2 separate regions of the Homo sapiens genome follow, and region 2 is linked to region 1. A link is an interaction called in ENCODE POLR2A ChIA-PET data of the cell type or tissue named here. Cell type or tissue: Panc1. All regions are shown on one strand. Each heading gives the region's core, and the rest is flanking DNA. Links, peaks and the distances in the headings are about the cores only.

What was found. Peaks named below come from ENCODE experiments on the same cell type or tissue, not always from the same donor. Only the 100,000 strongest peaks of a DNase experiment are listed, where the experiment ranks them.
Region 2: POLR2A ChIA-PET joins it to region 1 with 5 read pairs; 9 of 35 experiments call an interaction of 5 or more read pairs at or near these places.

Annotation. Positions count from the first base shown.
Region 1 is chr12:49,507,741-49,524,382 of GRCh38, reverse strand. It overlaps SPATS2 (spermatogenesis associated serine rich 2), which reads right to left. Exons shown (of 14, transcript NM_023071.4): 10 at 9,770-9,828; 11 at 5,201-5,310; 12 at 1,530-1,632. Among named protein-coding and RNA genes, the nearest start is that of KCNH3, 23 kb to the left of the region's middle. RefSeq lists a silencer at 10,378-10,556. In Panc1, for the core only: a CTCF peak has its summit at 9,904; a DNase peak (open chromatin) is centred at 8,942.
Region 2 is chr12:49,457,452-49,474,093 of GRCh38, reverse strand. It overlaps SPATS2 (spermatogenesis associated serine rich 2), which reads right to left. Exons shown (of 14, transcript NM_023071.4): 3 at 13,057-13,324. The coding sequence starts at 13,081. Among named protein-coding and RNA genes, the nearest start is that of KCNH3, 73 kb to the left of the region's middle. In Panc1, for the core only: no CTCF peak of the experiment used is centred there; no DNase peak of the experiment used is centred there.

The sequences.
Region 1 (16,642 bases), core at 7,562-10,061:
CCTGACTATGGCTCTAGCAGCTGACTAAGCCTGGGAACAATAGTACAGACCATATGTTCAGTTTCCTATGCAAGAAACATTCTAAGGAACAGCCTTTGCAAAGAAAGAAAAAGGTACATAAATAAAATCTTTACTAAATTCTTTTTAAAGAATTTTGAATGATACAAGGTATAAATAATCAAGATCAGTTAAATATGAATAGAACTAATCTTTATAACAAACATGTATATTGCCAAATTTCTTTCTGCAAAATTAATCCCAAATTCAAAGTACCTATCTAACTGAAAAAAATATTAATATTTTCAGTTCAAATTGTGTTAGAATTCCAGTGGTTTAAAACTACTCTCTAGATTTTTTTCTTGGCTTTAAGCTGGATTAATGATGAGTTTATAATTGCTGCCATAGGTGAAATATTTCACTTTTTTTTTTTTGATCCGGAGTCTCACTCTGTCACCCAGGCTGGAGTGCAGTGGCACAATCTCAGCTCACTGCAAACTCCGCCTCCTGAGTTCACGCCATTCTCCTGCCTCAGCCTCCCGATTAGCTGGGACTACAGGCACCCACCACCACTCCTGGCTAATTTTTTGTATTTTTTAGTAGAGATGGGGTTTCACCATGTTAGCCAGGATGGTCTCAATCTCCTGACCTCATGATTCACCTGCCTCAGCCTCCCAAAGTGCTGGGATTACAGGCATGAGCCACCGCGCCTGGCAATATTTCACTTTTATACTAGACAGAAAGAACAGAGAGGCTGAGTTCAGGGTTTGACAAACAGGTCACTAGAAACTCTCATCTCACAGGCACTCCCCTATCCTTTAATGCTTTATTTAAGGATCTATTATGTGCCAGACAAGACAAGTATTATTTTCTCCTATTTATTAATTTTTTTAGAGACACAGTCTTGCTCTGGTGCCCAGGTTGGAGTGCAGTGGCAATCATAGCTCACTGGAACCTCAAACTCCTGGCTCAAGCTATCTTCCCCCTCTCACCCACCCCCACCCCACCTCCTGAGTAGCTAGGACTACAAGCATGTGCCACCACACCTGGCTAATTTTTTCTTTTGAATTTTTTGAAGAGATGGAACCTCGCTATGTTGCCCAGGCTGGTCTTGAACTCCTGGGCTAAAGTGATCCTCTGGCCTCAGCCTTTCCAGTTGTTGGGATTATAGATGTGAGCCTCGGCGCGTGGCCTGTTATCTCCACTCTGGAGAGGAGTAAAATGAGGTTACTGTAGGGGCAGGGATTCAAACTTGATCTGACTGTAGGGCCCCATGCTCTTTATACCACATATCATGCACCTCTCAATATGGCATGAAAAAACAGTCTTTCACATTTAGGGAGCTGGCAAATACTTGTCCTCAGAGTTCAAAGTATCTGCACCCATGGACTTCATAAGCATCCTAGAGTTAGTTTTCATATAAACAAGCAAACAAGAGGCACTAATGAGGAATCAGTGGTGAAGACAATCAGCACGTCAGTCTCTAATTAATAATCACCACCTGTAGTGCCCAGACCCTCTCACCATCTCACCTTGTCCAAATGAATCAATGCTCTTCTTTAGGGTCTCTACATCACAGGTGAACCGGGCTACTCGTCCCAGATCCTCATCATATTTACGTTCACTAACAAAGTGCTGGAGAAAGGACAAAGAAAGGCCTCCAGGTTAGACAAACAACATCCATGGAATCTATAACTTGCTATACAGATTAAACAATCATTTTCAATTGTCTTTTTATTGCTTCAAAGTTTATTAAATGGCCATCACATGACCAACGCCAGGTGATCGAATAAATTCATTCATTTTCTCAAGAGCCCACAGATAAGTTTGTAAGTTTATGAAATGCTACATGATGGCTAAAGCCCATTAGATATAATCAAGAGAAACTACAGAGAAAGAAAAAAGGAGGAAGAATTTATAGTAGAGGGCCATCTTTCTACTGTTGGCTATTCTCCATGTCTTTCCATTTTATATAGAAACAGAGGCAGCAAAAATCTTTACAAGGTACTACAATGATACCATTTAGATAGATGGTTTGGTGTTAATAGGAACTTCCTTAGGAAACCTACTTCATCTCTTTATAATAAAGTAGGATTTCTTAGTCCTTGAAATAGGAACAATTTCTTGAGATGGAAAATCATTCATGTGAAAAGTCAACTTTGCAAATGAGAAGTTTATGCTGCAAGTAATTTAATCCTTTTAAGCAGACTGAGCTGAGAAGTAACCAACCCCTTGAGTCAAAAACTAACCATGCTATAAAAATCATGGGACTAGAAACATGTCAGGAATAAAGTGCTTCTGGGGGTCTATTTCATTAAACAATGTCTAAGGTAGACTGGAATCATTTTTTTTTTTTTCAGATGAAAAGGAGATAAAAAAGAGAAGTGAAAGGCCTAGATATAATTTGGAAGAACTGAACCCCTCAGAGCACTCCTCTTAACTGGGGGTGGGCTAATACCACTCTGCATCAGAATTCTCGGGAAGCAACCAGAAGCACTGAAAGGGAAAGGAGAGAGAAAAATGACCTTCCGGCCTTGAATTCCTAAAGTTTCAGAGTATGTTGTGGCTTAGGAAAGCACACGAACCTCTTGTTACAAAGCCTTCAGACATGTAATATCAGTCTGAGATTAATTCTGAAACAAATTCTAGGGTTTGTTGAGTCAAAGACATAATAGGAATGACGGAAATAAAATGATCTGGAAATAAGACATTTAAATTGCACAGCACCCACTTCAGTACACTGAAAAAGTGGAGAGAAACAGATCCTTAGTCAGCCTGCAGAAATATTTCTAGCAGCTTTTCAGCCACGTGGGAAGAGGAACAGATGAAGCCTGTGAGAGCCAGCATTCTCATCTAATTGCAAAGGGGTTTCCGGCTTCTCCCCGAGAGTTGAATGAGACTGACTGGCATCAATGTGAGGAGGCCTTTCTATAAAATTTAATCATATAGTTTTAGTTAAACAGAAAACAGTAACTGAACATTTGCATGGTTTGGCTAGTTCACCCCAATAGAATTAAAGGGGAGGCAGTGAGAGAACAACACCACTCCACAGGTCTAACACTGGGTCAGACGATAGTAAGGATCCCTGTAAGGTCCTGGATGATCTTCCACCTCTGTTTTTATTTTAGAGAGACTGTTGTACAGCCTCTGCAGCAAGTGTTCTCTCAGTGTGACAATAAATCTTATGTGTTCAGAAAGAGAAGAGGTAAAGGGCACAGGTGTGGAGAAGGCCAACTCCCTTTGTTACAGCTTGCAGTTTATAAGCAATTATTTAGAATGCCAATGACCACAACCATCCGTGAATATCCCAATTTCCCTCAGGTTCACATGCTTAGTCTCAGAAACACTGTTCTTTATATAAGAATTTGGCCAGGCGTGGTGGCTCATGCCTGTAATCCCAGCACTTTGGGAGGCCAAGATGAGTGCATCACTTGGGGTCAGGGGTTCGAGACCAGCCTGGCCAACATGGTGAAACCCTGTCTCTACTAAAAATACAAAAATTAGCAGGGCGTGGTGACACATGCCTGTAATTCCAGCTATTTGGGAGGCTGAGGCACGAGAATCGCTTGAACCCAGGAGGTAAAGGTTGCAGTGAGTGGCGACAGCGCCACTGCACTCCAGCCTGGATGACAGAGCGAGACTCAAAAAAAAAAAAAAATTAAAAAGGTATAAATGTTGAACCCAAGTAATTGTTATAAATAGATTATAACAAACATCTCAAAGATAATTTTTCTCTATAAAATCAGAATTGGTCAACCAACTATTTACAGAAGACCAAGTACATGCCAAGGTGCTGTGCTAGGCACTTGGAGAGACAGGAGCTCCTGCCTGCCACTGTGAAGTTCACTATCTAGTGGGGAAGACAAAGTAACCAATGCACATAAAGTCATAACTACGCTCTGAAACCACAGAATGAGGAGATATGATGGGGAAGTCAGGAAGGATGAGGAGGTCAAGGGTGGTAACTGGGCCGGGCGCGGTGGCTCACACCTGTAATCCCAGCACTTTGAGAGGCCGAGGCGGGTAGATCACCTGAGGTCAGGAGTTCAAGACCAGCCTGGCCAACATCATGAAACCCCATCTCTACTAAAAGGATAAAAATTAGCCGCTGGGCGTGGTGGCTCATGCCCGTAATCCTAGCACTTTGGGAGGCTGAGGCAGGCAGATCACCTGAGGTTGAGAGTTTGAGACCAGCCTGACCAACATGGAGAAACCCCATCTCTACTAAAAATAAAAAAATTAGCTGGGCATGGTGGCGCATGCCTATAATCCTAGCTACTTGGGAGGCTGAGGCAGGAGAAGCGCTTGAACCGGGGAGGCGGAGGTTGCGGTGAGCTGAGATTGCGCTATTGCACTCCAGCCTGGGCAACAAGAGCGAAACTCCGAATCAAAAAAAAAAAAAAATTAGCCAGGCGTGGTGGCAGGCGCCTGTAATCCCAGCTACTCGGGAGGCTGGAGCAGGAGAATTGCTTGCACCTAGGAGGTGGAGGATGCAGTGAACCGAGATGGCACGCCATTGCACTCCAGCCTGGGTGACAGAGCGAGACTTTGTCTCAAAAAAAAAAAAAAAATAGTGGTAACTGTAGTTGGAGGCAGGGAGAAGAGCATTTGGACAGATGGAAAAGCAGGTGTGTCTGTGGAGTGTAGAAGCCTCCAGCCTCTGCTTGAGGGCAGAGGACCGGGGGGATGGTATGAACTGAGGGTAATGGCAGAGCAAGACTGCACAGTCCTTCAGACCGGATTAAGGATTATAGTATTCATCCTAAAAGCAACAGAAAGTTTGAAGCAGACTGCTGTAGTGTGGGGAACATACATGGAGGGTGGGGCGGGTGGGGCAGAGACAGAATGGATGAACAGAACCAGTTAAGAGGCTCTTACAGAAGTCCAGGCAAGAGATGGTGGTAACCTGATCATAATGGTGGTGGTGGAGATGAAGAGATAAGGTCAGATCTGAGATTTAGTCAAATGGATGGAGTGTGCTGACAGATTTAAGGTGGGAAATGGAGAAATTTCCTAAGGTTTCCAGCTGGGACAACTGGGTAGATGATAATACCACTTACAGAGAAAGGGACTTGGAAGAGGGCCAGGTTTGGGAAAGGAAGATCATGAGTTTAATATATTAGATATGGCCATGAATTATGAAAATTTCTTACTTTAGCCCCTGAGGATAAGAAGAAAGGCAGAAAGCAGAAAGAAGTTTTACCTTGATATCAGCTCTGAGCTCAACCAATTGCTGCTCTGACATTTGAACAGCCACATGAGTCATCTTCTTTAGAAGTTCAGCCTTCTTTTGTCGGCTGAGCAAAATTTCCACTGTAGAGGAAAAGTGAGTGTGAACCTTATGTTGCTGCTAAATAGGATAAAGAAGAACTAGAAATATAAGCCTTGCAGTAGGTATTTGGTCAGCCAAAGGCTTAGCTGCCTATCCACCCAGAAAATGAAAATATCAAAAGTCTGGTCTCTACCTTCCATTGGGTCTCTGAAGGCAGTTAAGTGGTAAATATTTTTTATAAATCACAAACACTCATAAATCATTGTTATTTCTCCTTCCAGTCAAAAAAATTTTATCAAGATGCATATAAATTAAAAAGGAAATATGTACACATAATAAAAAATATTCATCTAGAGTAAGTTGGGTATAAAATGAAAAGAGCATCTCTCTTATTTCTGATTTTGTGGTCTCCTCTCCAGGGGAAACGACTGTTCACCATTTCTTACGTACACATCCAAATATTGTGTATGTACATACAACATGCATACATATGTAGCTCTCTTTTTTCCCTTCTCACAAATGGAAGTATATCATACACATGGTCTTTCTTTTACCTTAGCTATTTTTACTTAATATATCTTTAAATTTATTCCCTATTAATACATCTGGATCACCTTCATTCTGTTTAACAGCCACCCAGTATGTGGATATACCACAATTATTTACCGAGTTCCCTAGTGATGGGTATTTAGATTGTTACACCCTTTTAAGAACCACCTTCTCTGGCATGCTTTCTGATATATAACTTGGATATGGTCATGGCAGAGAACATACAATAAAAATCTCCCAGAGAGACAGGGGCTACAGTGGAAACAAAACCAAAGAAATCCTCCCAGGAAGCAGATAAACCACCCAACGAATGTTCTCTACTACCAGGGAAGGGACTCTGCTATTCCTTCCCATCCAGCAAGATTTGATCATTGCTTTTCCAAGTGGGAATTTTTACTATAATTATCCTTTTCTTTCTCCAACTATGTAATATGGGAGAAGGGGGCATTTAGCCTTTCTTTTAATTTATGAGACCCCATCCTTGGAAGATCTGAAATCACTCTGAAGACCTGGCCTTTCAGCTGAATATTAACTAACTAGATGAGACTTTGGAGGTATTGCTATTGAGGAGGTGGTGAACATATTCTCATTTTGGAAAAAAGAGGGATACTGGGTAGTGGAGGACTGTAGCAAAGACCATTAGCTGATGGAACACAGTCTTTCCAACTACATTCAGGAACATTCAGGGCTATCAGAAATCCAATGTTGTTGGGTACCAACATAATTGGGTAAAAAAAAAATCTATATTTTCTGGCTTTGCTACAGATGAAACGGCCATGTGATATAGTTTCCCCATTGAGATATAAGCAGAACTCAAAGGGCAGGCTTTACAGGAAAGCGTTTTAAGGGAGTCTTAGCATGTAACGTTTTACTCCTTCTCGACTGGAGCCTAGGGAGTTGTCTTTTGACCATAAGCATACTCTCAGAATGGCTGGGCAGAAGAACAGAAGATCCTGGGTCCCTAATGTCATCTGGGAAATGTCCTGCCAGCCCTGGGTTGCTTACCTCTGTACTTTTCATTTTCTGAGAAAAAAGGACACTCACATTTATTTAGGCCACTCTGTTCCATGTAGTCAAACTCAATCCCTAACTGATATACATAGAATCCTGTAACACACTGAGGAATTAGCCAAATTCACGTCAGAAAAAAACAGAAGTTTTAAAGAGTTACACCAGGTATTACAGAGAGCTGGATGTATTTAGCAAGTTTACTCAGCCCAACTGCCACAGAGATGCACACATGGGCTGCCTAGACCCAAGTCACACTAATCAATCAGGGCCCACTTTCTCAGGAGTCAGGAGCATGCCTACAAAAGTTTCTTAACGCCAAAGCCCAACAGTTACAAATGATCTATTGGTTTAGGTCCCAAGATAAAACCTATTTGCCATTTGTATCAACTTCAGTTTCTCTCAGCTCTAGCATTCAGTGATTCTATGACAAAATTATAGCTCTCAAAATGGCAAAAATGAGGTGAATAAAAAGCTTTCTACACGTAACAGATAACTCATAGGACCTAATTATACAACACTGGAAAAGATTGAAATACTACAAACCTATCAGTTACTTAATAAAATTATAATATGTAAAAAACAAAAAGCAACTCTTGATAGCACTGGTAAATGAGTAATTACTCTTGATAGCATTGGTAAATGAGTAATATCATTGAGAACCAGGATTTTCAGGGAGAAAAGAGCTAAAGATATAAAACTGATGAAGTTAAGTAAAACTTTGAGCTCTGAATTTGATAAAATAAGATTGGCCACAAATTGATAATTGGTTGAAGCTGAGTGATGGGAATTTGTTACATTAGCCTCGCTATCTGAAATTTTCTTTTCTTTTCTTTTTTTTTTTTTAGTTTTGAGATGGAGTCTTGCTCTGTCGCTAGGCTGGAGTGCAGTGGCGCAATCTCGGCTCACTGCAACCTCTGCCCCCTGGGTTCAAGTGATTCTCCTGCCTCAGCCTCCCGAGTAGCTGGGACTACAGGCGCATGCCACCATGCCCAGCTAATTTTTGTATTTTTAGTAGAGACAGGGTTTCACCATGTTGGCCAGGATGGTCTTGATCTCTTGACCTCGTGATCAGCCCGCCTCGGCCTCCCAGAGTGCTGGGATTACAGGCGTGACCCACTGCACCCGGCCAAAATTTTCTATTAATATAAAAGATGTATTAATATTCTTAAAAGCACCTTCTTTTTTTTTAATTTCAAGACAGGGTCTTGCTCTATCGCCCAGGCTGGAGTACAGTGGTGCAATCACAGCTCACTGCAGCCTCGACCTCCTGGGCTCAAGTGATCCTTCCACCTCAGCCTCTCAACTAACTAGGACTACATGTAGCACATGACCCCATGCCTGATTTATATATATATATATATATATATATATATATATATATATATATTTTTTTTTTTTTTTTTTTTTTTTTTTTTGAGATGGAGTCTTGCTCTGTTGCCAGGCTGGAGTGCAGTGGCGCAATCTCGGCTCACTGCAACCTCTGCCCCCTGGGTTCAAGTGATTCTCCTGCCTCAGCCTCCCGAGTAGCTGGGACTACAGGCGTGTGCCACCATGCCCAGCTAATTTTTGTATTTTTAGTAGAGACGGGGTTTTATCATGTTGGCCAGGATGGCCTCGATCTCCTGACCTCGTGATCTGCCCGCCTCAGCCTCCCAAAGTGCTGGAATTACAGGCATGAGCCACTGCGCCCAGCCTTATTTCTTATTTTTTGTAGAGACGAGGTTTCACTATGTTGCCTAGGCTGGTCTCAAACTCCTGGGCTCAGGTGATCCGCCCAAAGTGCTGGGATTATATGCGTGAGCCACCACGCCTGGCCTAAAAGGACCTTCTTCTCAAAACTAAGAAATATGTCTTCTTAGTGGTTTTAGTTTATCTGCATTTCCATTTTCAAAAAGAGAATATACAGATAAAATAATGGACTGAAATGTCAAATTTAGAAACTCAAAATATATTGCTCAATGTAATGAAATCTCACCTCTGAAAAACAGTGGAAGGCATCTCTGCTACATTCTCAAATTTTCAAGTTAAAATGGACCAAAGCTGAAGTCATTTCAGTGCTTCAAAGCTGCATCCTCTGGCCCGTGACCACACACACAAGTGATTTAACTGTGAGTCATGATCTCGACCTAGCCCAGCATTTCTATTCTTACCAGTTTGGGGGTGGGTTAAAATAAACAACTTTCCTAATAATTAATCTGGCGTTCAATGCAGGAAGATAAAACCTGCCACCGAAATGCCTCAAATCAATGCCATTGTACAAGTTGCAGTTGGTATTCCCTTGTCTTCGTGTAGCTGTGTATGTTTAACCTAACACTTAACAGAAATGATCAAAAAATAGGTATCTGTTTTTTCTGTACAAAACCCCACAAATCACCAAAGTTAGACTTCATTCCTCCAGAATCTATTTTAGTAAGCTTTCAAGAAACCTGGTATCTTGAACCCTCAATTCTCTAACTTTTCCCCTACCCATTGATAACAGACACTGAGTGAAGACTGTTCTATAAACTGAGAAAACAAAGAAAGTTCTGAGATAGGTAATGATAGGAGTATACACATACAATCGTAGGCAACCTAATGAAGTCTTCTCTGATTATGCTAAAGGTTTTTTTCCAAGTAGAAAAAATCCCAGTGGAATTGCTTAAACACTAGAGGAAGAAACAAAATAAAATAAAAACCTGGTGGCAGATACCGTGATGCAGTCTCTTATACACTGAACTCTGCATTCAAAATATTAAGATTTGGAAATATTTTTAAAACAGGCTCTTTAAAGTTATTTCACCTGAAAGGATTCATATGCCAGTACAGTGCAACTGCTTAAGATTATTTAAATATATAAACTCTTATTATGGTATTTATATGGAACTTTTGTTATAAGGGTTGGGAAGTAGGTACCTACTATTTATGAAGGTAATAGCTTTAATTAAAGATCAATCATCTTACTTGCTTCAGCTTTCACTTTGTCCATTTCAGCAAGCAACGCCACTTCTCGATCCATTAAACTAGGAAAAGATGACAAAGGAATAAAAAGTTTGATCAGAAACTCAAATACAAAATTAGCACATTATTAATAGTAAAGAAAGACCAGTGAGTTTGTTTGCTAAAAGCATACTAAAAAATAATATTGTATGGATCACATACAAATTCTGATGTCTTACTCTCAACAAAGAATATTTTAAGATTTTCCCATAAATAAAATAAATAGACCCAATTCCCTTTTATATTGCAATATTGGTACATTGCAGCAGTACACCAATTGTAGACGTCTAAGAGTTGAGAACCAGCAGATGGCAGTAGCAAGCTACAAAACACATTTTTTAGTAAGCTGTGCTAAAGCAAAAGTCCGTGTGGAAATTACTTACTTAACCATGTATGTACTCACATACTTTTTTTTTTTTTTTTGAGACGGAGTCTCGCTGTCTCCTAGGCTGGAGTGCAGTGGCGCGATCTTGGCTCACTGCAAGCTCCGCCTTCCGGGTTCACGCCATTCTCCTGCCTCAGCCTCCCGAGTAGCTTGGACTACAGGCGCCCGCCACCACGCTCGTCTATTTTTTTTGTATTTTTAGTAGAGATGGGGTTTCACCGTGTCAGCCAGAATGGTCTCGATCTCCTGACCTCGTGATCCGCCCGCCTCGGCCTCCCAAAGTGCTGGGATTACAGGTGTGAGCCACCGCGCCCGGCCTGTACTCATACTTTTTATATTTATATTTTGGTCTATAAAATTTGATGGCCTTGCATCTAATTAATTTTTACCAAGCAATATCCCCACTAGGGCATAGTAAATTTATCCATGATTAGGACTTGTATGTCTTCAACAGCTGACCATGGTTGCACCAAGTCCACTTACATTTTAGTACTTAGAATGCAAAGTAGTCAAAAGATAGACATATAGTGTGCTAGTTTCTGAGAAACACATAATAGTAACTAGGAAGGATGGAATTACAGATTTCTGGTAGGCTTTTTACAGAAAAAGAACATTAAATAGGCAATTAGAATTTTTTCCACTGCAAATATAAATGGTTTATAGGCACATAAAGCTTTTCCATGTTGTTATAAAAGAGCCCACAGCCTTCAATGTATAAGGAGACAGTAGTACCCTAGTATTCAACCTCTGGATGAAAATAATTTTCCTTACCATATCGGTTTTGCTTTGTGGTGGCAAAAAGAAAAAAAAATCTAGAATGTTAATACTTGCACAAACATGCAATGTTCCAACTTTCTTCAAATTTGGAGTTCATTCTGATTTCTCCTTTTGAAGGGGAATATAACTACAGGGTAAATAAAAGTTCCACTCTTGTTTCTGGTTGTAATCACACTCAAACACACACACACACACACACACACACTCTTTCTCTCTCGCTCTAATTCAATTTAGCTCAATACATAGTTATGTTAGCACAAAGTAGTTAATGTGGAGACTATAGTGTGAGACATACAAAAATGTCTAAGGCAGGGTCATTTCCTCAAGGAGCAAATCTTTTATAGGGAAGTGCCAGAGAACATAGGTTTGATAATCGTTACGCATGATGTTAATAAACAGACTTGTAACTAAACAAATTTGGTTGACATATTAATCCAAAAGCATCAAACTGGAGAGAAGATACAATTATTGTGGGGTAGCAATACTTTGCTAAGAAAGCATTTCCCAAACCTTGGCAATATTTTGCTCCAAGAACTCTAGCAGCATTGGAATACCTAAAAGACAAAACAAAAGCACAACTGAGACAGGAGCTGCCAGGCCTACAGTTTGACATTACCTCTCTTATGTTGCCAAATCACCTTAAGATGCAGACGCTGTGTCCATCAGATGACAAATCCTTTTTCTCTGACAAAGCTTGTAAAATATTTATTAAAAGACTACAGCAAACAAGTAAGCCTTTTGCAGCTTACAATCTATTATGAGAAGTAGAATGTCAGATGACACTTTTAGCAAGGTCTGCATCAACACAATCAGGCTTTTTTGTGGAAATTTGTGCTAGTACATTCTGATAGCATTTTTTTTTCCCTGTGAGAATCACTAGTGTTCATTTAAATAAACTTTGTTTTTGATTAACTCGGTGATCACAAGAAATTCATAGGACTGTGCATGGACAACCATATAACCCCTCCATTAAAAAAAAACTAGCTTATAATATATCCAGCTACCATGTACCCACAAAAATTAAAATTAAAATACATATATTAGCTTATGTTTTCATGCCAAAAAACAATGAAAAGCAGTAAGAACTTCTGTTTCTTTTTGTTTGTTGTTTGTCATGTTGCCATCTATTGATAACATCTAGTGAAAAGTCCTATGATGTCAGCCCAGGGTTAAACAAGAGAATCTACTAGTTAACTGATGCTGATATATTTCTCAGAGAAAAGGTTGATCAGCACTTATAATTCTCCATTAAAATTTTTACATCTTTAAAATACAAAAATGAATGTCAAAATTTAATAGTAAATTTCTTATTAAAAGCACATCAAAAAAGTAAATTATATAATGGCATTATAGTTGTATAGAAGAATGACCTATTTTTAGGTTATTTATGCTAAAGCATTTAGGGGTGACATGTCATCTACATCTGCAAATTCCAAATGGTTCCACCAAAATATTATACACACACACAGCAAATACACTGTCATTATACCATCCTTTCAACTTTTCTATATATCTGAAAGTTTTAATAATAAAAAGTTAGTGAAATGTTGGCATCACAAAATAAATGGAGAAGGTGGGACAAGTTCAAAGTGGAAAGTAGGTTAGGTGTAAGGATAACAACATAGGCATTTTTTACAATTAAAAACAATAATCTATTGTAACACAACTTTTAACACAGAAACTTAAGCTAAAGTTTTCCATCTGTTTCTGAGCTAAACAATGGTTCCAGTATGTATGTGTGGCCAAGAGGTTCAAAAGTACCTGTGGTGTGAGGTAATGGTTTTTAGATGCCAGAAAGGCAAGCAATGAGTCCTCCCAGAGAGTGATGAAAGGCTCATTCAGACTCTCTATTACCTTGCTCACTCCAATACCTCAGGGTACTAAGCTTCTCTCAAGGCTTTCTTGAATGGAAATATGCCATAATAAGCACCAAGCATCTGGCAGACTAGATTCTAAAACTGCTAATGAAATTCAGCTAAATATTGCTGGGAACCTGTTTGGAACAACACTAGTTCTTATTAAGCCTGGGCCTTATTCAGTGTTGAGAATTTCCATATCCTTTCTTCAATCATGAAAGATAGATTTGGATGACTGCTTCCTGCTACTAAAGAAAAAGACTGGTAACTAAATGTTCTATATTTCCTTCCTTCCTTTTCAGGACTTCCTTACCATGTTCACATTTGCTCGACTTATTCTATAAGATGTGTTTTTTTTTTTTCTTTTTTTTGAGATGGAGTCTCGCTCTGGAGTACAATAGCATGATGTTGGCTCATGGCAATCTCTGCCTCCTGGGTTCAAGTGATTCTCCTGCCTCAGCCTCCCAAGTAGCTGGGACTATGGGCACGTGGCACCACGCCCAGCTAATTTTTCTATTTTTAGCAGAGATGGGGTTTTGGTATGTTGCCAGGCTGGTCTCAAACTCCTGGCTTCAAGTGATCTGCCTGCCTGGGATTACAGGCATGAGCCACTGCACCCACCCAATTTATCCTAAAGCTTTTGCATAATTTAGTTGCTCAGAATAGCTGTTACTGAAGCATCCCCATTGATATCTCTAACACAAATTGTGTCTATCATTTGAAGCAAGTCCTCTAATTAATATACAGATATCTAACATGCAGTTAGAGATTCTAGCTCTTGCCTTCAATAATTCATTGGTACCAAAAAATTGTTAATTATTTGTTTATAACTGTTGCATTGGAAAAATAATATTAAAATGGAAACACAACTCTTGACAATTCCACAGGTCAATTATTTCAAGGGATAATAGTCAAAACCATTCAATAATACTGTCAGAAAACATTTGTACACAATTTTATTTGCTCAAAACTTAGAATCTTTTTTTTTTTTTTTTTTGAGACAGGGTCTCACTGTCGCCCAGGCTGGAGTACAGTGGCACCATCAAGACTCACTGCCAACCTCCGCCTCCTGGGCTCAAGCAATCCTCCCGCCTCAGCCCTCTAAGTAGCTGGGACTACAGGCACGAGCTACCATGCCCAGCTAATTTTTTACATTTTTTGTAGAGATGGGGGTTTCACCATGTTGCCCAGGCTGGTCTCAAACTCCTGAGCTCAAGCGATCCATCCACATCAGCCTCCCAAAGTACTAGGATTACAGGCATGAACCGCTGTACCTGGACGATTTTTTTTTTTTTTTAAGACAGGGTCTTGCTCTGTCACCCAGGCTGGAATGCAGTGGTGTAATCATAGCTCACTGCATCCTTGACCTCCTGGGCTCAAGCAATCCTCCTGCTCAGCTTCCTGAGTAGCTAGGATTAAAGGTGTGTGCTACCACACTTGGCTAATTTAAAAAAAAAAAAAAATTATAGAGGCGGGGGTCTCACTATGTTGTCCAGGCTGGTCTTGAGCTCCTGGTTTCAACTGATTCTCTCGCCTTGGCCTCCCAAAGTGCTGGGATTATAGGTATGAGCCACCATAAATGGCCTTAAAACCTATTCATTCTAATTCCACTAACCAACCAAGCAAAAATTCAAGCAAAGCCAATGCAGACGCCTTTTTTTCTTTGAAGACGGTTTCCTCTTTCCATATAAAATAACCAAAAAAGAGAATTGCCAATAGTTTTTTTCCTTCCCTTTTTTTTTTTTTTTTGAGACTTGCTCTGTTGCCCAGGCTGGAGTGCAGTGACGTGATCTTGGCTCACTGCAACGTCTACCTCCAGGGTTCAAGCGATTCTCGTGCCTCAGCCTCCCGAGTAGCTGGGATTACAGGTGTGCACCACTCATGCCTGGCTAATTTTTGTATTTTCAGTAGAGACAGGTTTCACCATGTTGCCAAGGCTGGTCTTGAACTCCTGACCTCAAGCAATCCACCCACCTCAGCCTCCCCAAAAGGTCAGGTGCAGTGGCTCACGCCTATAATCACAGCACTCTGGGAGGCCGAGGCCGGAGGATCACTTGAGGCCAGGAGTTCAAGATGATGCCTGGCCAATATGATGAAACCCTGTCTCTACTAGAAGTACAAAAATGTGGCGTGCGCCTGTAATCCCAATTGCATGGGAGACTCAGGCAGGAGAATCGCTTGAACCCAGGAGGCAGGGGTTGCAGTGAGCCGAGATCATGCCACTGCACTCCAGCCTTGGTGACAGAGCGAGACTCTGTCTCAAAAAAAAAAAAAAAAAAAAAAAAAGAAGTTAGAACGTGAACATAAGCCACGGTTCTCATGTGACAGGCTTTCAATGGAGTAACCTTTCTTTCCTTTTCCAATAGTCAAAAGCACCTCAGTTATAAGCTAATCCAGGAGATCATGTGACTCAATGATGATATTTTATAATCTGTTTAAGGAAAAAGAACCAGTAACAATCTGTATTGCTAAGGAGTATGTTGTTCAAGTTTTTTTGAGACAGAGTCTCACTCTGTTGCCCAGGCCAGAGTGCAGTGGCATGATCTCGGCTCACTGCAACCTTTGCGTCCCCGGTTCAAGCAATTTTCCTGTCTCAGCCTCCCAAGTAGTGGGGACTACAGGTGCACGCCACCACGCCTGGCTAATTTTTGTATTTTTAGGAGAAATGGGGTTTCACCTTGTTGGTCAGGCTGGTTTCAAACTCCTGACCTCAGATGATCCACCCGCCTTGGCCTCCCAAAGTGCTGAGATTACAGGCGTGAGCTACTGCACCTGGCCTCAAGTTTTTAGTTGGCTACAGAAAAAAAAAAAAAAGGCTGAGCCAGGGCCAGGCACTGTGGCTCATGCCTGCTATCCCAGCACTTGGGGAAGTCGAGGCAGGAGGATCACTTGAGCCCAGGAGGTCAAGACCAGACTGGGTAACAAAGTGGGATCTTGTCTCTCCAAAAACATAAAAATTAAAATAAAACAAAATAAAAATGGCTGGGGTGTTAAGCCCCCTTAGTGAGTGGCTGACCAGATCCTCATTTGAAACTGTGATTTTGGCTGGGCATGGTGGCTCATGCCTGTAATCCCAGTACTTTGGGAGGCCAAGGCAGGCGGATCAGGCGGATCACCTGAGGTCAGGAGTTTGCGACCAGCCTGGCCAACATGGTGAAACTCTGTCTCTACTAAAAATACAAAAATTAGCCGGGTGTAGTGGCACACGCCTGTAATCCCAGCTACTCGGGAGGGTGAGGCAGGAGAATCGCTTGAACCCGGGAGGCAGAGGTAGCAGTGAACCGATATTGCGCCACTACATTCTGGCCTGGGAGACAGAACGAGACTCAGTCTAAAAAAAAAAAGAAACTGGAATTATGACACCAATGTCTAAAAGCTCCAGAAACCAAAAAAGATGAAAACGTGTGGTGTAGGAAGGTAAACACTGCAGAATAAAACAAACAGGAATACCTGGTAAGACAGAAAACAAAAGAATGGTGTAGTGGAAAAGTATCTTTGGGTAAAATATTTTTGTGCCCATCTTTCTCACCTATAACATGAACGTAATACCACAAGTGATAATGTTATATAGATTAGAAGCACTGTACATAAAAGTTTCTGACATACAATAAAAGCTTAGTAATTGAGCTCAGTAAATAGCGGCAGCAATTATTATTTTAATTCTTGTATTCATCTTGATTTCTCAGTTTCAGCAGAATATCTCTTTAGTAAAATGCAATCGTATTAACCGGTAAATCATTATACATTCCAGATTCATTGTACAGAAATTATTAAATAAACATGTACGCACACTAACACAGTGTAGGCAGTTATGAAGTG
Region 2 (16,642 bases), core at 7,989-10,488, 51 kb after region 1:
ATAAAGGATTCTGGTCTGATAATTTATCACAAAGCAAATACCCAAGTACTACTACCCAGGTGAATAAGTAAAACACTGCTAGTACTTAGAAGTCTTCCTCACACCCCCTCTCAATCCTCTCCCACTCACCAAAGGTAATCGCTCTCTGGACTTCCACTTCCTTTCTTTATCAGCAGCAGGAAAACGGACTAATACAATCACTGAATTCATACCACTTAAGCATACATCCCTAAATATTATGGTTTAGTTTTATCATTATCTGTAAAAGGAATAACCCTGTATGCATTTTATTTTTGGTGTGCATTTGGATTTTTGCTCAACATCATGTTGTAAGACTCATGTTAGCTTCTTACAAGTAAAGGCAGTTTATTCGTTTTCATTGCTGAATAATATTTCACGGTATGATTATGCCATTACTTACTTATCCTGCTAGTGATGGGCAACTGGGTTGCTTCCAGTTTTGGGACAATACAAACAATGCTGTTTTCAATATTCTTGTACAAGTGTTACGGTGTACCTAGGAATGCACTTCTGTTGAATATATACAAAAATAGAACTAAATATGATATGTGTAGCTTCAACTTCAGTACATACTGTCAAACAGTTTTTCAAAGACACTGTACCAATTTAGATTCTCACTAGTAGTGTTTGAGATTTTTTTTTGTGTGTATGTGTGTGTGAGACAGTCTTGCTCTGTTGCTCAGGCTGGAGTACAGTGGGTGTGATCTCAGCTCACTGCAACCTCCACCTCTTGGGCTCAAGTGATTCTACTGTCTCAGCCTCCCGAGTAGCTGGGATTACAGGCATATGTTACCACGTCCAGCTAATTTTTTTATTTTTAGTAGAGATGGGTTTTTTGCCATGATGGCTAGACTGGTTTCAAACTCCTGAACTCAGGTGATTTGCCTGTCTCGGCCTCCCAAAGTGCTGGGATTATAGGCATGAGCCACCATGCCCAGCCAAGTTTCTATTGTTCCCCATACACTCTTTGCTTTCATTATTCTGTTTTTTGTTGTGGTTGTTGTTGTCTTTTTTTTTTTTTTTTGAGACAGGGTCTCACTCTATTGCCCAGGCTGCGTGCAGTGACATAATCATGGCTCACTGCAGCCTCGACTACCCGGGCTCAAGCAATCCTCCAGCCTAAGCCTCCTGAGTAGCTGAGATTACAGTGGGATTACAGGCATGCGCCACCACGTCTGGCTAATTTTTTACTTTTTGTAGAGACGGGGTTTAGCCATGTTGCCCAGGCTGGTCTCGAACTCCAGAGCTCAAGGGATCCGACCACCTCAGCCTCCCAAAGTGCTGGGATTAAAGCCATGAGACACCACGCCTGGCCCTGTTATTCTTTTCAATTTTAGTGATTCTGGTATGAGATCAGTATTACAGTTATTTCATTAGGGTTTCAATTTGCATTTCACTTGCTTCTAAAGAGACTGAATAATATAATAATATAATATAATATTTTATATATATATATATATAAAATATATAAAATAAGCCATTTGGATATTCTCTTTCCTGACATGCCTATTCTTGCCCAGTTTCTGGGAAGGGGAGTTGTCTTTTTCTTATTGATTTGTTGTATTTCTCTATCTGTTAAATATAATCCAAGTTTCTTCTCCCATTCTGTAACTTGCCTTTTCATTCTCTTAATTGTGCCTTTTAATGAACAGATGTTCTTAATTCTATATGTAATAATGTACTGACATCAATTCTTTTCAATTTTGGTTAGTATATTTTATGTTTTATTTTTAAAGTCTTTCCTTAAGATAGTGGGAGAAAGTTGCTTCAAAATAAACCCATTGGAGGTGGGTGGAAAGACAGACAAAAAAAAATAGCCATATGTAGCTAATTATTGAACCTGAGTTATAGGTATATAGGAGTTCCTCATACTCCTCTATTTTTATAATTTTAAACTTTTCAATAATAAATTTTTGTTTTGGGGGGCGCTTTTGAGACAAAGAGTCTTGCTCTGTCACCCACGCTGGAGTGCACTGGCGCAACCTTGGCTCACTATAGACTCAACCTCCTGGGCTTATGTGATCCTCCCACCTCAGCCTCCCAAGAAGCAGGACTAAAGACACGCCCCACCATGCCCTGGGTAATTTTTTAAATTTTTTTGTAGAGACAGGGTCTCACTGTGTTGCCCAGGCTGGTTTCAAACTCCTGGGCTCAAATGACCCTCCCAAAGTACTGGGAATCCAGGTACGAGCCACTGCACCCAGCTTAATCTCACTTAAATATGTGTTACCTAGAGTAGTCAAATTCACAAAGACAGTAGGTAGAATGGTGGTTGCCAACAACTGGGAGGGAATGGTAAGTTACTGTTTAATGGGTATAGAGTTTCAGTTTTACAATATGAAAACAGTTCTGGACATGAATGACAGTAATGGTTGTACAACAATGGGAGTGTACTAATGCCACTGAGCTATACACTTAAAAATGGTTAAAACACAAATTTTGGCCAGGCACAGTGGCTTGCACCTGTAATCCAAGCACTTTGGGAGGCCAAGCCAGGAAGATCACTTGAAACCTAAAACTTGATACCTGCTTAGGCAACACAGTGAGATCCTGTCTCTATAAAAATTTTTTAAAAAATTAGCAAGGTGCTTTCCTGTGGTCTCAGCTACTCAAGAGGCTAAGGCAGGATGATCGCTTGAGCTCAAATGTTTGAGGCTGCAGTGAGCTGACTGTGCCACTGCATTTCAGCCTGGTTGATGGAGCAAGGCTCTGTCTCAAAAGATAATAATAAAAAATAAATAAAAAGGGAACAATGGGTCTAACAGGTGAGAACTACTGAGTTACAGGAATTATAAATGGTCTCAAGTTGAAAAAGGCTAAACAGACCACCATAACAGCAGCTGGCATTAATGAGTGCTTCATTCTGCTAGACACTGTGAAGGAGCTCTACATGAATCATCTCAGTTAATCCTCTTGATATCCCTACATACAAGTCTTCTGCAATCTTGCCATTTTACAGGAAAGGAAGAGGAGACCTAGAGCAGTAAAGAGATTTCCTAGCTTGCTAGGACAGCCTAACTAGCTAGTGACAGAGATGGAATTTAAAAATTGAGTTTGTTTGGTTCTAACAGTCAGTGTTTTATACTATTACTCATGTTCACATTGCCTTTCTTATTTACCTTCAAAGTTTTTAAAAAAGAGGATGTCACACAATTGTTCTTTATTCCCTTGAAGCTACAAAGGAAGTCTGAGCTTAAATTAAGGCAGAAACAAATATGCTGAATATAAGTTTAAAGTTTTGATGGGTAAGCAACAAAACACTGGAACAAGGCTAACAGGCTAATGATATTTCACAAGTCTCTTCTGATTGCTCCTCAAGAAGATCATACACAACTAACTGTACTAGGTGGTTGGGACACACTCAAAAAAAGGTAACTGAAGGAGATGATCTTATGGCATGATTATCACTAGGCAGAATTTAAGAAGTCTTGCTAACAGATAAGAACCAGAAGGTACATGAGAAGCAAATGCAGTTGATTTACCAGCTGGTGAACTGCTCCTAAGTTATATTTTTCTTTCTCTGATCTCTATTATTGTTTTAATTTGTACCAAAACCACAAATATAATTTACAATTTAGTTTGGAATTTAACTTTTAGAGAAAATAATAGACTTAAAATGGTATATAAATAATGTAAATACTTCAGGTGGAAGTGAACAAAAGGCTCAAAACATTTCTAGCACTATCAATAAAACCAGTCTATTTCACATAGAAAAAAATTACTCCTAAAAATGAGAAATGGGGTCAGGAGTGGTGGCTCATGCCTGTAATTCCAGCACTTTGGGAGGCCAAGGCAGGAGGATCTCCTGAGGTCAGGAGTTCAAGACCAGCCTGGCCAACATGATGAAAACCCGTCTCTACTAAAAATACAAAAATTAGCTGGGCGTGGTGGTGGACGTCTGTAATCCCAGCTACTAGGGAGGCTGAGACAGGAGAATCACTTGAACCTGGGAGGTGGAGGTTGCAGTGAGCCAAGACTGTGCCATTACACCACTCCAGCCTGGGCAACAAAAGCAAAACTCCATCTCAAAAAAAAAAGGAGAAACAACTTGGTAGCCAGAATAAAATCTTGTCTTTGAGTTGTCAAAAAAGTACAGTTCAACCTTTTTGAATGAGATGAATGAAAAATCAAACATTTTTCAGGGAGAGAGTGTTGAGTTGCATGTTTTTTCCTTCTTTTTTTTTTGAGACAGAATCTCACTCTGTTGCCCAAGCTGGGGTGCAGTGGCGTGACCTTGGCTTACTATAACCTCTGCCTCCTGGGTTCAAGCAATTCTCCTGCCTCAGTCTCCCAAGCAGCTGGGATTACAGGCGTGCAGCACCACGCTCAGCTAATTTGTATTTTAACAGAGATGGGGTTTCACCATGTTGGCCAGGCTGGTCTTGAACTCCTGACCTCAAGTGATCTGCCCGCCTCAGCCTCCTAAAGTGCTGGAATTACAGATGTGAGCCACTGTGCCTGGCCCATATTTCTCAGCTGTGAAAAGTTTTATTTTACTTTGTTTTTTCTTTTTTTTTTTTTTTTTTTTTTAGAGACCCAGCCCATAGTGCAGTGACAGGATCACAGCTCACCGTGGCCTCAAACTCCCAGGCTTGAGTGATTCCCCTGCCTCAACCTCCCAAATATCTGGGACTACAGGCACACACCACCATGCCTGGCTTTTTTTTTTTTTTTTTTTTTTTTGAGACAGAGTCTCACTCTGTTGCCCAGGATGGAATGCAGTGGCGCAATTTCGGCTCACTGCAACCTCCGCCTCCTGGGTTCAAGTGATTCTCCTGCCTCAGCCTCTCAAGGAGCTGGGATTATAGGCGCCTGCCACCACGCCCAGCTAATTTTTGGTAGAGACTGGGTTTCACCATGTTGGCCAGGCTGGTCTCGAAGTCCTGACCTCAAGTGATCTGCCTGCCTCGGCCTTCCAAAGTGCTGGGATGGCAGGCGTGAACCACTGTGCCTGGCCATTAATTTATTTTATTTTTTTGTAGAGATGGGGTCTCACTGTGTTACTCAGGCTAGTTTCAAACTCCTGATCTCAAGTGATACATACTCCTGCCTCAGCCTCCCAGAGGTGCTGAGATTACAGGTGTAAGCCACTGTACCCAGCCTTATTTTACTTTGTAAAGATTTTTATTAAGTACTCCTTTATGTAAATCAAATGGTTACAGAACTTATAAAAGAAGAAAGAAGTGGACTTATGGTTACTTTCAAACACATCTATTAAAAATAATTATACCACATTACCACAGTTCTCAAAAGTTCTATAGCTCAGCAAAATTACGTAGCAAGAAAAAAAATTCTAGGCCCAGTGTGGCGGTTCACACCTGTAATCCCAGCACGTTGGGAGGTCGAGGCAGGTGGATCATGTGAGCCAAGGAGTTCGAGGCCAGCCTGGGTAACATGGTGAAACCACATCTCTACAAAAAATACAAAAATTAGCCAGGCATGATGACACGTATCTGTAGTCCCAGCTACTTGAGGGGGTGAGATGGGAGAATGGCCTGAGCCCCAGAGGCAGAGGTTGCAGTGTGCACAGATCACACCACTGCACTCCAGCCTTGGTGACGGAGGGAGACTCTGTCTCAAAAAAACAAAAACAAAAACAAAAACAAAAAAAAAGGCCGGGCACAGTGGTTCACGCCTGTAATCCCAGCACTTTGGGAGGTCGAGGCAGGCAGATAGCCTGAGGTCAGGAGTTTGAGACCAGCCTGGCCAACATGGTGAAACCCCGTCTCTACTAAAAATACAAAAATTAGCTGGGCATGGTGGTGGGCACCTGTAATCCCAGCTACTCAGGAGGCTGAGGCAGGAGAACTGCTTGAACCTGGGAGGTGGAGGTTGCAGTGAGCCAAGATCGTGCCACTGCACTCCAGCCTGGCAACAAAGCAAGACTCCATTTCAAAAAAAAAAAGAAAAAAAAAAACAAGAAAGAAAAGAAAAGAGTGAAAGAAAAAGAAGAAAGAAAGAGAAAAAGAAGAGAAGGAAAAGGAGAAGAGAAGAGAGAAAAGAAAAGAGAAAAAGAAAAGAAAGGAAAAGAAGAAAAGAAGGTCAGGTGTGGTGGCTCATGCCTGTAATCCCAGAACTTTGGGAGGCCGAGGCGGGTGGATCACGAGGTCAGGAGATCGAGACCATCCTGGCTAATACCGTGAAACCCCGTCTCTACTAAAAATACAAAAAATTAGCCGGGCGTGGTGGCAGGTGCCTGTAGTCCCAGCTACTCAGGAGGCTCAGGCAGGAGACCCAGCTACTCAGGAGGCTGAGGCAGGAGAATGGCATAGACCCAGGAGGCAGAGCTAGCAGTGAGCCAAGATCGCGCCACTGCACTGCACTCTAGCCTGGGCGACAGAGCGAGACTCCGTCTCAAAAAAAAAGAAAAAAAGAGTCTAGTGTACCATCCCCAGAGAGAGAGATGCAAAAAGATGTTTTAAATGTTCAAGATGATTCTGATATATAGTCAGATACAGGAGAAAAATATCATCTGACAAAATCAGGACTCCCAAAATATAAAACAAGTTATAATGGCTTGATCTCATCCTTCCCTAATCTCTAGAGTCTGTCTTCAGAGGAAATTAGGAACAATGTAAAGTGCATTAGCAATCTGTGGGAATCACAAACAAGCCCACTTCCAACCTTGAATTACTCCCCAAGTCTGCTTTCTTCTAACCAGTGCTAGACTCAGAGATCAGTCAGGAAAATATAAAGAGTTATACATATCTGGGACAGGCGCAGTGGCTCACGCCTATAATCCCAGCACTTTGGAAGGCCAAGGTGGGCGGATCACGAGGTCAGGATATCGAGACCATCCTGGCTAACACGGTGAAACCCCGTCTCTACTAAAAATACAAAAAAAAAAAAAAAAAAAATTAGCCAGGCATGGTGGTGTGGGCCTGTAGTCCCAGCTATCGGGAGGTTGAGGCAGGGGAAATCTCCTGAACCTGGGAGGCAGAGGCTGCAGTCAGCCGAGATTGTGCTGCTGCACTCCAGCCTGGATGACAGTGAGACTCCATCAAAAAAAAAAAAAAAAAAAAAAAAAACAAAGAACAAATTATTTAACAATAAACTTAAGAAAAATGCAAGAGTTGTACATTTAAATCTGTAAACCATTGCTGAGAGAAATTAAGATCTAAATAAATGCAGAGATATAGTAGTAAGTTCATGGACTGAAAGCTTCCATGTTGTTAAGATGATAATTCTACATGAACTGGCCTACTGATACAGTGCACTCTCTATCAGATTCCAAGCAGATATTCTTGTAAGAACTGACAATCTGATTCTAAATTTTGTATGTAAATGTAAAGAAACCAAAATAGCCCAAAAAATTCTGTGGGGAAAATCATTGGAGGATGTATCTTCCTTACTTATTAAACTATATTTACTATAAAGCCATACTAATCAATACAGTGTACTAGCATAAAGACAGACATATACATCAATGTAACAGAACAGAGTCCAGAAATAAATCTTCACATGGTCTACTGATTTTCAACAAAGGTGTCAGGGCAATTCAATGGAGGAAAGGATAGCCTCGTCAACAAAACGTGCTGTAACAACTGGATATCCATATGCAAAAAAGTAAACTTAGACTCTTATACCTCATATAAAAACTAACTCAGCCAGGCGGGGTGGCTCACACCTGTAATCCCAGCACTTTGGGAGGCTGAGGCATGAGGCAGGTGGATCACGAGGTCAGGAGTTTAAGATCAGCCTGGCCAAGATGGTGAAACCCTGTCTCTACTAAAAATACAAAAATTAGCCGGGCGTGGTGGTGGGCGCCTGTAATCCCAGCTACTCAGGAGGCTGAAGCAGAGAACTGCTTGAACCTGGGAGGCGGAGGTTGTAGTGAGCTGAGATTGCTCCACTGTACTCCAGCCTGGGTGACAGAGAGAGACTCCGTTTCAAAAAAACCCAAAAACCCAAAAAAACTAACTCAAACAGGATCACAGACTTTAAAATATATGAGATAAAACTATAAAACTTCTGGGAAAAAGTCTTTCTGACTTTGAGTTAGGCAGAGAATTCTCAGACACGATACCAAAACCCAATCCGTGATAGAAAAAAAAAAAAAAAGATAAATTGGGCTTCATCAAAATTTAAAACTTCTACTTTTTAAAAGACACCATTAAGAATTTTTTTTTGAGATGGAGTCTCACACTGTCACCCAGGCTGGAGTGCAATGGCGTGATCCTGGCTCACTGCAACCTCCGCCTCCCGGGTTCAAGTGATTCTCCTGCCTCAGCCTCCCAAGTAGCTGGGATTACACGCACCCGCCACCACACCCAGCTAATTTTTGTATTTTTAGTAGAGACAGGGTTTCGCCAGGTTGGCCAGGCTGGTCTTGAACTCCTGACCTCAGGTGATCCACCTGCCTTGGCCTCCCAAAGTGCTGGGATTATAGCTGTGAGCCACCGCGCCCGGCCCATTAAGAAAAGTAGAAGACAAGCCATGGAATGGGAGAATATACTTACAAATCATGTACCTGATAAAGAACTTGTATTCAGAATATACAAAGAACTCTTAGAATTCGATAATAAGACTCCAAAACTTTTAAATGGATCAAGAATTTGAACAGACATTTCACCAAAAAAAATATAAATGGCTAATAATCACATGAAAAGATGGTCAACATCATTAGTCATTAGGGAAGTACAAATCAAAACCACAATGAGATACCATTACACATCTATTAAGATAGCTATAATAATAAAAAAAAAAGACTGACCATACCGAGTGTTGGTGAGGATATGGAAAATATGAAATCCTGATACACTGCTGGTGGGATTGTAAAACTGTGTATCGCCACCTTGGAAAACAGTCTGGAAGTTTCTTACAAAGTTAAAGAAGTCCACTCCTAAGTACCTCCACAAGAGAAATGCAAACACATGTCCACATAAAGACTTGTAAGCAAATGTACATAATTGACAATCATTCATAACAGCACAAACTACAATCCAAAATGAATAGCAACTGTTAAATGGATAAATGTGTTATAACAAGACTACTTAGTAGTAAAAAGGAGCAAACTACTGACACATTCAACAATATGGAGGAACCTTAAAAACATTACACTAAGTGAAAAGAAGCCAGACATAATATCTATATTGTACTAATATGTGTATATGAAATTTCTAGAAAATGCAAAAATAAAGTGACAGAAGATCAATGTTTGCCTGTGGCTGGGGTAGGGAGCAGGAATTGATCACAAACAAGAGAATATTGGGGGATAAGGAAAAGAGGGTTTTGTTTCTGTTTTTTTAAGAGACATGGTCCCGCTCTGTCACCCAGGCTAGAGTGTAGTGATCATAGCTCACTGTAGCCTCAAATTCCTGGGCTCAAGTAATCCTCCCACCTCAGCCTCCCAAATAGCTGGGACTGTAACAGGCATGTGTCAGTATAATTGGCTAATTTTTTTATTTTTTGTAGAAACAGAGTCCTTTTTTTTTTTTTTTTTTTTAAGATGGAGTTTTGCTCTTGTTGCCCAGGCTGGAGTGCAATGGCACGATCTCGGCTCATCGCAACCTCCACCTCCCGGGTTCAAGCGATTCTCCTGCCTCAGCCTCCTGAGTAGCTGGGATTACAGGCATGCACCACCACACCCAGCTAATTTTTTTTTTTTTTTTTTTAAGCAGAGACAGGGTTTCTCCATGTTGGTTAGGCTAGTCTCGAACTCCCAACCTCAGATGATCTGCCCACCTTGTCCTCCCAAAGTGCTGGGATTACAGGCGTGAGCCACCACACCTGGCTAAGACAGAGTCTTACTATGTTGTCCAGGCTGATTTTGAACTCCTGGCTTCAAGCCATTCTCCTGCCTCAGCCTCCCTAAGTGCTGAGATTATAGGCTTTAGCTACCACACCCAGTCGGAAAGTGTTTTAAAACAAGATTTTGGTGATGGTGCACAACTCCATAAATTTACTAAAAATAATCAAATTATACACTTGGGCAAATTTTAAGGTATTTAAATTATACCTCAATAAAACTGTGTTTAAAAGGGCTTAGATGTTGCCACACTGTCAAATCACTATCAAAGAGTTCCTAAACACTCTTCATTTCTATATACTTCTCCAGTTCACAGACAGGAATAGGGTCTACAGCCCACACTCTAAGAAGCACAGCTCTGACTTCTGCTAGATATTGGCTAATAGGCTTGGAGTAATCAATAGTTTTAACTGAAACTGACTTAATTTAATTTAAGCTGTTCAAGTTTAACTCCACTAAGTATTTCATTAAATAAGGAATTTACAAGTATTACTGACAAAAGGAAAATATGAAAACATGGTCTATTGCTGAATAAAAACATAACTCATTACAAAATGAGAGCCTGTAAATGAAATACCACTAAGAACAATGACTACCATAGACCCTTCTTTTTAATGTAGTATAACCAAGTTGATAAAGTCAGTGTATTTACAGATTAGACTACTAAAACCCAAAGCAATGACACTTTAAACGTATAAATGAATAAATGAAATGTTGTAATATTTTATATGTCATGGGACCAAATATCAGACATGCAAATGAATTACATGCATAGATTTGTTTCAGAGAAAGTCCCAACAACACATAAGCTTTACTTTGTTTCCAACTAAGTGTAAATCTAGGCTAAGTTCAACCAAAACTGGTAAGCACTTAGTGTCTATGTTGTAGTCTATTTTTTTTTTTTTTTTTTTTGAGACAGAGTCTCTCTCTGTTGCCCAGGCTGGAGTGCAGTGGCATGATCTCTGCTCACTGCAAGCTCCGCCTCCTGGGTTCACACCATTCTCCTGCCTCAGCCTCCTGAGTAGCTGGGACTACAGGCACCCGCCACCACGCCCGGCTAATTTTTTTTTTTTTTGTATTTTTAGTAGAGACGGGGTTTCACTGTGTTAGCCAGCATGGTCTCAATCTCCTGACCTTGTGACCCACCCACCTCGGCCTCCCAAAGTGCTGGGATTATAGGCGTGAGCCACCAGACCCGGCCTATGTTGTAGTCTAAAATTTAAATTCTTTTATAGTTAATATTTAAATTCATTTTATAGTAATTAGAAAAAAGCAACTGATGGGGACAGGAGGCAGAGAAATTCTAGGCAGAAAAGGGTGGGTCACCGGTTAAAACGCCACCCTCAAGCCAAAATGCCTGAAACCTTGGCCCAATGTGAGAACTTATATCTCTGTTTTCCTGTTTGTTGCCTTTTCCTAAACCACCCATGGCCCCACCCTGCCCCATTCTGTGCCTATAAAGACCCCAGACTCAGCTGGCAGAGAGGAGAACTAGCTGGACGTCAGGATGTCGGAGAGAAGTGGGTTGACTTTAGAGGGACAGCTTGATGGTGTAACTTTGGAGAAAAAACTAGCTGGAGACAGCTGGACTTCAGGGAAAGATTATCTACCCGCACCCCACCAACCCCTTTTCAGCTCCCCTTCCTGCTAAAAGCCACTTTCATCAGCAATAAAATCTCCCGCATTTACCATCCTTCAATTCATTCGTGTGACCTCATTTTTCCTGGACACCAGACAAGAGCTCAGGAGCCACGAGTGCAGATACAAAAGGCTGTCACACTGGCCCTTTGCCCTTGCTGGCAGAGGGCAGCCACCCCACACACGGGGGGAAAGGGCCCACTGAGCTGTTAACACTTAAGCCGTCCACAAATGGCAGAGCCAGAAGAGCACTGTAACATGCCCTCTGGAGCTTCGGGGGTCACAGGCACCCCACAGCCTGGATGCTGCCACGGGGCCCACACAGAGTTCACCCCTGCTGGTACTGAAGCAGCCAGCCGGTTCCAGCACTCATGCCCTCCAGTTCCTTCCTTGTTCACTCGCGCTCTCCTTCCTGTGAGGAGTTGAGAGAGGCAGGCTGAGTAAAGGAGAGACTCCTGCAAAGGGGCCAGGGAAATATCCTGCTTCACAATGATACTTTTTTTCTACAGCTCTGGCAAAACACAGACATGAAATAAAGACTCTCTAGTTTTAAAAAGGTCAAAGTAATTTGCTGAAGTTAACTTTTTTTTTGGAAAAATTAAATGCTCAACTTTTCCAGAACCCTATTTTTACTATAGTATTTCTCATTTGCAGGGTGAAAACAGATGCTCAATGTTTCAAGCATAACTGGGAAAAAACAAACTGAATTATAACAACTAAGAAAAAACAAACTTGGGTTATTAAAAAAAACTTTTCCGTTGGTAAATTTCATTCCACAGAACAGTTCAGCTTTAGTAATCTAAGCATTCCTTAGAGCTCAGATTCTTCCTATAGATTTACTACACAATGAAGCTACAACTACAAATCTGGTTTATTTACTTTCTTATAAGGTTTTTGAATTATCAAGTCAAAATTAGGTTTAAAAGAATTTTCTTCATATTTAACATGTGAGACCTGGATCTATGAATAGCTTTGCTTTGAATTAAAGAACATTAACTTTGAACTGGAAATTAAATTGAATGAGGGGAAAACGCCAAGATATCTATGATCATTCTTTTAATCAATATATTCCAATTATGTACAATAGTTCTAGTGCTGTTGTTCACTTTGTCCCTTGAAATTTTTGCAGCTATTCTAGAAAAGTAGAAAAAGGTTTTACAAAGTCTTTGTTGTCCTTCCCTCCATTATAACTACCCTTCTATTTCCTGACTCTTTGCACCTTGTATTTCACTTTAGATAAGAAGCTAGAAGAACATTCCCGGAAGGAAAGCTAAAGAAGGAAACAAAACCCAGAAACATTTACTCTTGCTCCACTGCCTTTCTCTAGAAAAATGCCAACTCAAACAACATAGAATATCCTGCAGCAAGCTAGCCCTCTTAACACATCTCCCTAACATATGTTCAGTATTCAAAAATGCATCTTCAAGATTGTTAAGCATATTACAATTTGCTAAGTTTGTGTGAGTAGAAAAGCTATTGTTATATGAATTAATTCCCAGACTAGTAATACACAAAGCGATAATCTAATATCCATAAATACTTGTAAAACCATTCAAAACACATTAGAAGGACAGTTTTTAAATATACAGCTATAAATGGGGATCATTATAACTATGCTTTTAACAATTTATGCCCACATGTAATCTTACCCTTCTGGTTCTGTTTCCTGGACATTGTCGTTTCTTCGATCTCAAAAAATATACAAGAAAAGTATCCTTTTGCCTTGTCTGGGTTTTGAGTGTAGGTATCTCTGATTTAAAAGTGGGCAACGGAAGTGTGCAGTTGGAAGCAAAAAATACGAAATCCTGCTGTTCGAAATTCTGCTCACTAGCTGTTAATCTCCTTTCCTTTTCTTGTATCAACTTCTTGTCAGGAAGTATCATTGCAGACATTCATGTCTCCTTTTCCAGGGAGATTCTGGAGGGAAAAACACAAACACACATATACTATTACAGTAATGACTATCTGTACAAAATTTCTGAGATATCCACAAGGTTTCTTTTGTATTTCTGTATACAAAACTAGTTTTTAAGTACTATAGAAACAATGTAGCTGCTGAAAAGCAGAATTTTTCTTAAGAAAAGTTAATCTTAGAATCAGATTATCCTCTTAGTTTAGAAAGTATGTTCTCTTAGTCTTATTTTTTGTATCCATCTGAAATATCCCCATCTCTGCTTTGCAAACTAAAATGTTACACCTCTTACCACTCCCTAAGATCTTTCTTTTTTTTTGAGATGAAGTCTTGCTCTGTCACCAGGCTAGAGTGCAGTGGCATGATCTTGGCTCCTCATTGCAACCTCTGCCTCCCGGGTTCAAGTGATTCTCCTGCCTCAGCCTCCCGAGTAGCTGGGACTACAGGCGTGCACCACCACGCCCAGCTAATTTTTGTATTTTTAGTAGAGATGGGGTTTCACCATGTTGACCAGGATAGTCTCTATCTCTTTACCTCGTGATCCGCCTGCTTTGGCCTCCCAAAGTGCTGGGATTACAGGCATGAGCCATTTGATCTTCCCATCCAAATCAAGGGTCTATTCTCTTCCTCTAGAATTTCTTTTTTTGTTTGTTTGTTTGTTTTTTTGAGGCGGAGTTTCGCTCTTGTTGCCCAGGCTGAAGTGCAATGGTGTAATCTCAGCTCACTGCAAACTCCGCCTCCCAGGTTCAAGCGATTCTCCTGCCTCGGCCTCCCAAGTAGCTGGGATTACAGGCGCCTGCCACCACACCTGGCTAATTTTTTTTTTTTTTTTTTCAGTAGAGACAGGGTTTCACCATATTGGCCAGGCTAGTCTCTTGACCAGGCTGGTCTCGAACTCCTGACCTCGTGATCCGCCTGCCTCGGCCTCCCAAAGTGCTGGGATTACAGGTGTGAGCCTAGAATTTCTTATATCTAACCTCTCCTCAGGTTTCCCAGCTCAAATATAGCTATAAAAAATATGGGGGGGGGGGGGGACGTGAAATGAGAAACACACTCACTGTACAAACCCAAAGAATGGACTTAGAGGCACGAAGAACAGCAAACGTGAGACTTTTTAATAACGGTCTAGCCAGGTGCAGTGGCTCACGCCTGTAATCCCAGCACTTTGGAAGGCCAAGGCAGGCAGATCACCTGAGGTTGGGAGTTCAAGACCAGCCGGACCAACATGGAGAAACCCCGTCTCTACCAAAAATACAAAATTAGCTGGGCATAGTGGTGCATGCCTGTAATCTCAGCTACTCAGGAGGCTGAGGCAGGAGAATCACTTGAATCCAGGAGGCGGAGGTTGCCGTGAGCCAAGATCGCACCATTGCACTCCAGCCTGGGCAACAAGAGTGAAACCCCATCTCAAAAAATAAATAAATAATAAAATAAATAATAATAATAATAATGGTCTTGCAAGATCAGGTGTCTGGTGGGCAGGCACACCGGGACAGTCACAACAGGTAATTTATCTTCTAGCACACAAGTCCCTCCACCAGTTCCTCACTGGTTGAGTACTATGGGGTTACAATCTTCCTGGACATTGCCGAAGTTTTATTATCCCCCTTATAAGGTTATACCCCATCTCCTTCTCTGCTTAAATTTTGATTTCCCAATTACGAAACTTTCTTCCCTTTTATGGGCTGACCCCTCCTCTACATTCTATTCGCTTATTGTGACCTAGGTGCATGAGCTGTGCAGTTTGCTACATTTGCAGGCCAGCTGCCAGTACTTAGATTTATCATGCCTTGAAAACAAACCATTTAAAATGTTTTATCACATGAAAGGAGGGAAGTGCAAAGGAATTTTAACATGGAAAACTGAAACATCAAAATGAGATTAGTCCATATTGCAGGAAGCTCCTTTAAATTACAAAGATACAAATGCTGTTTTTCTATATTACTAAACATTTTAAAGATACATGCCCAAGATTTCTGGGTAAAGAAAGCATAAGTTCCTGCCAGCAGAGATGTGCTAACAATTAAAAAAAAAAAAAAAAACGAGATGGAATTTGCAACCTCCACCTCCCAGGTTCAACATTTCTTCCGCCTCAGGCTCCCGTGTAGCTGGAATTGTAGGCATGCACCACCATGCCCAGCTAATTTTTGTATTTTCAGTAGAGAGAGGGGTTCACCATGTTGGCCAGGCTGGTCTTGAACTCCTGACCTCAAGTAATCTGCCCGCCTTGGCCTCCCAAAGTGCTGAGATTACAGGCGTGAGCCACTGCTCCTGGCCAATATTTTTTTTTTCTTTTCCTTTTTCTGGAGACAGAGTCATGCTCTTGTTGCCTAGACTGGAGTGCAATGGCGCGATCTTGGCTCGCTGCAACCTTTGCCTCCTGGGTTCAAACGATTAACCTGTCTCAGCCTCCCAACGAGCTGGGACTACAGGCACCTGCCACCACACCCGACTAATTTTTGTATTTTTAGTAGAGACAGGGTTTCACCATGTTGGCCAGGCTGGTCCTGAACTCCTGACCTCCAGTGATCAGTCTGCCTCCGCCTCCTGAAGTGTGGGATTACAGGCATGAGCCACCATGCCTGGCTGAAAAATAATTTTTTTAAGCATTATAAGGATTATGGAACTCATACCTGGGCACCTGACTGGAAAAACATTTACAAAATGCAATGCAAGAAGGAAAGGAGAGTACACTTATATTAAATAATTTCCAATTTGAAAAGAGGAGACTGAAGAGTCAAGTAGGTAATTCTGCGAAAGTTTTAAAAAATATTCCATCAAGATTAAGAACCTCTACAAACCACAGTGGGACCTCAGGAAAAGCAGGGTGAGTATTTGAAACTTACCATCTTCCAGAACACTGAGCCAAGCTGTGAGAACCAGCCAAAGCCTATGGAAATATACAGAATATACCCCTGGATAGGGCACACTTAATAAGATTTTAGAAAAAAGAACAGAACTCAGATCTGCCAAAAACAACTGAACCCTTCAGTGGCAAGCTTCTCAACAGCACATGTCCTCAGGTTAAAGAAAACAGGATGAGGCCGGGCATGGTGGCTCACACCTGTAATCCCAGCACTTTGGGAGGCTGAAGCAGGTGGATTACCTGAGGTCAGGAGTTCTAGACCAGTCTGACCGGCATGGTGAAACCCCATCTCTACTAAAAATACAGAATTAGCTGGGCATGGTGGTGCATGCCTGTAATCCCAGCTACTCGGGAGGCTGAGGAAGGAGAATTGCTTGAACCCGGGAGGCGGAGGTTGCAGTGAGCTGAGATCACGCCACTGCATTCCAGCCTGGGCAACAAGAGCAAAACTCTGTGT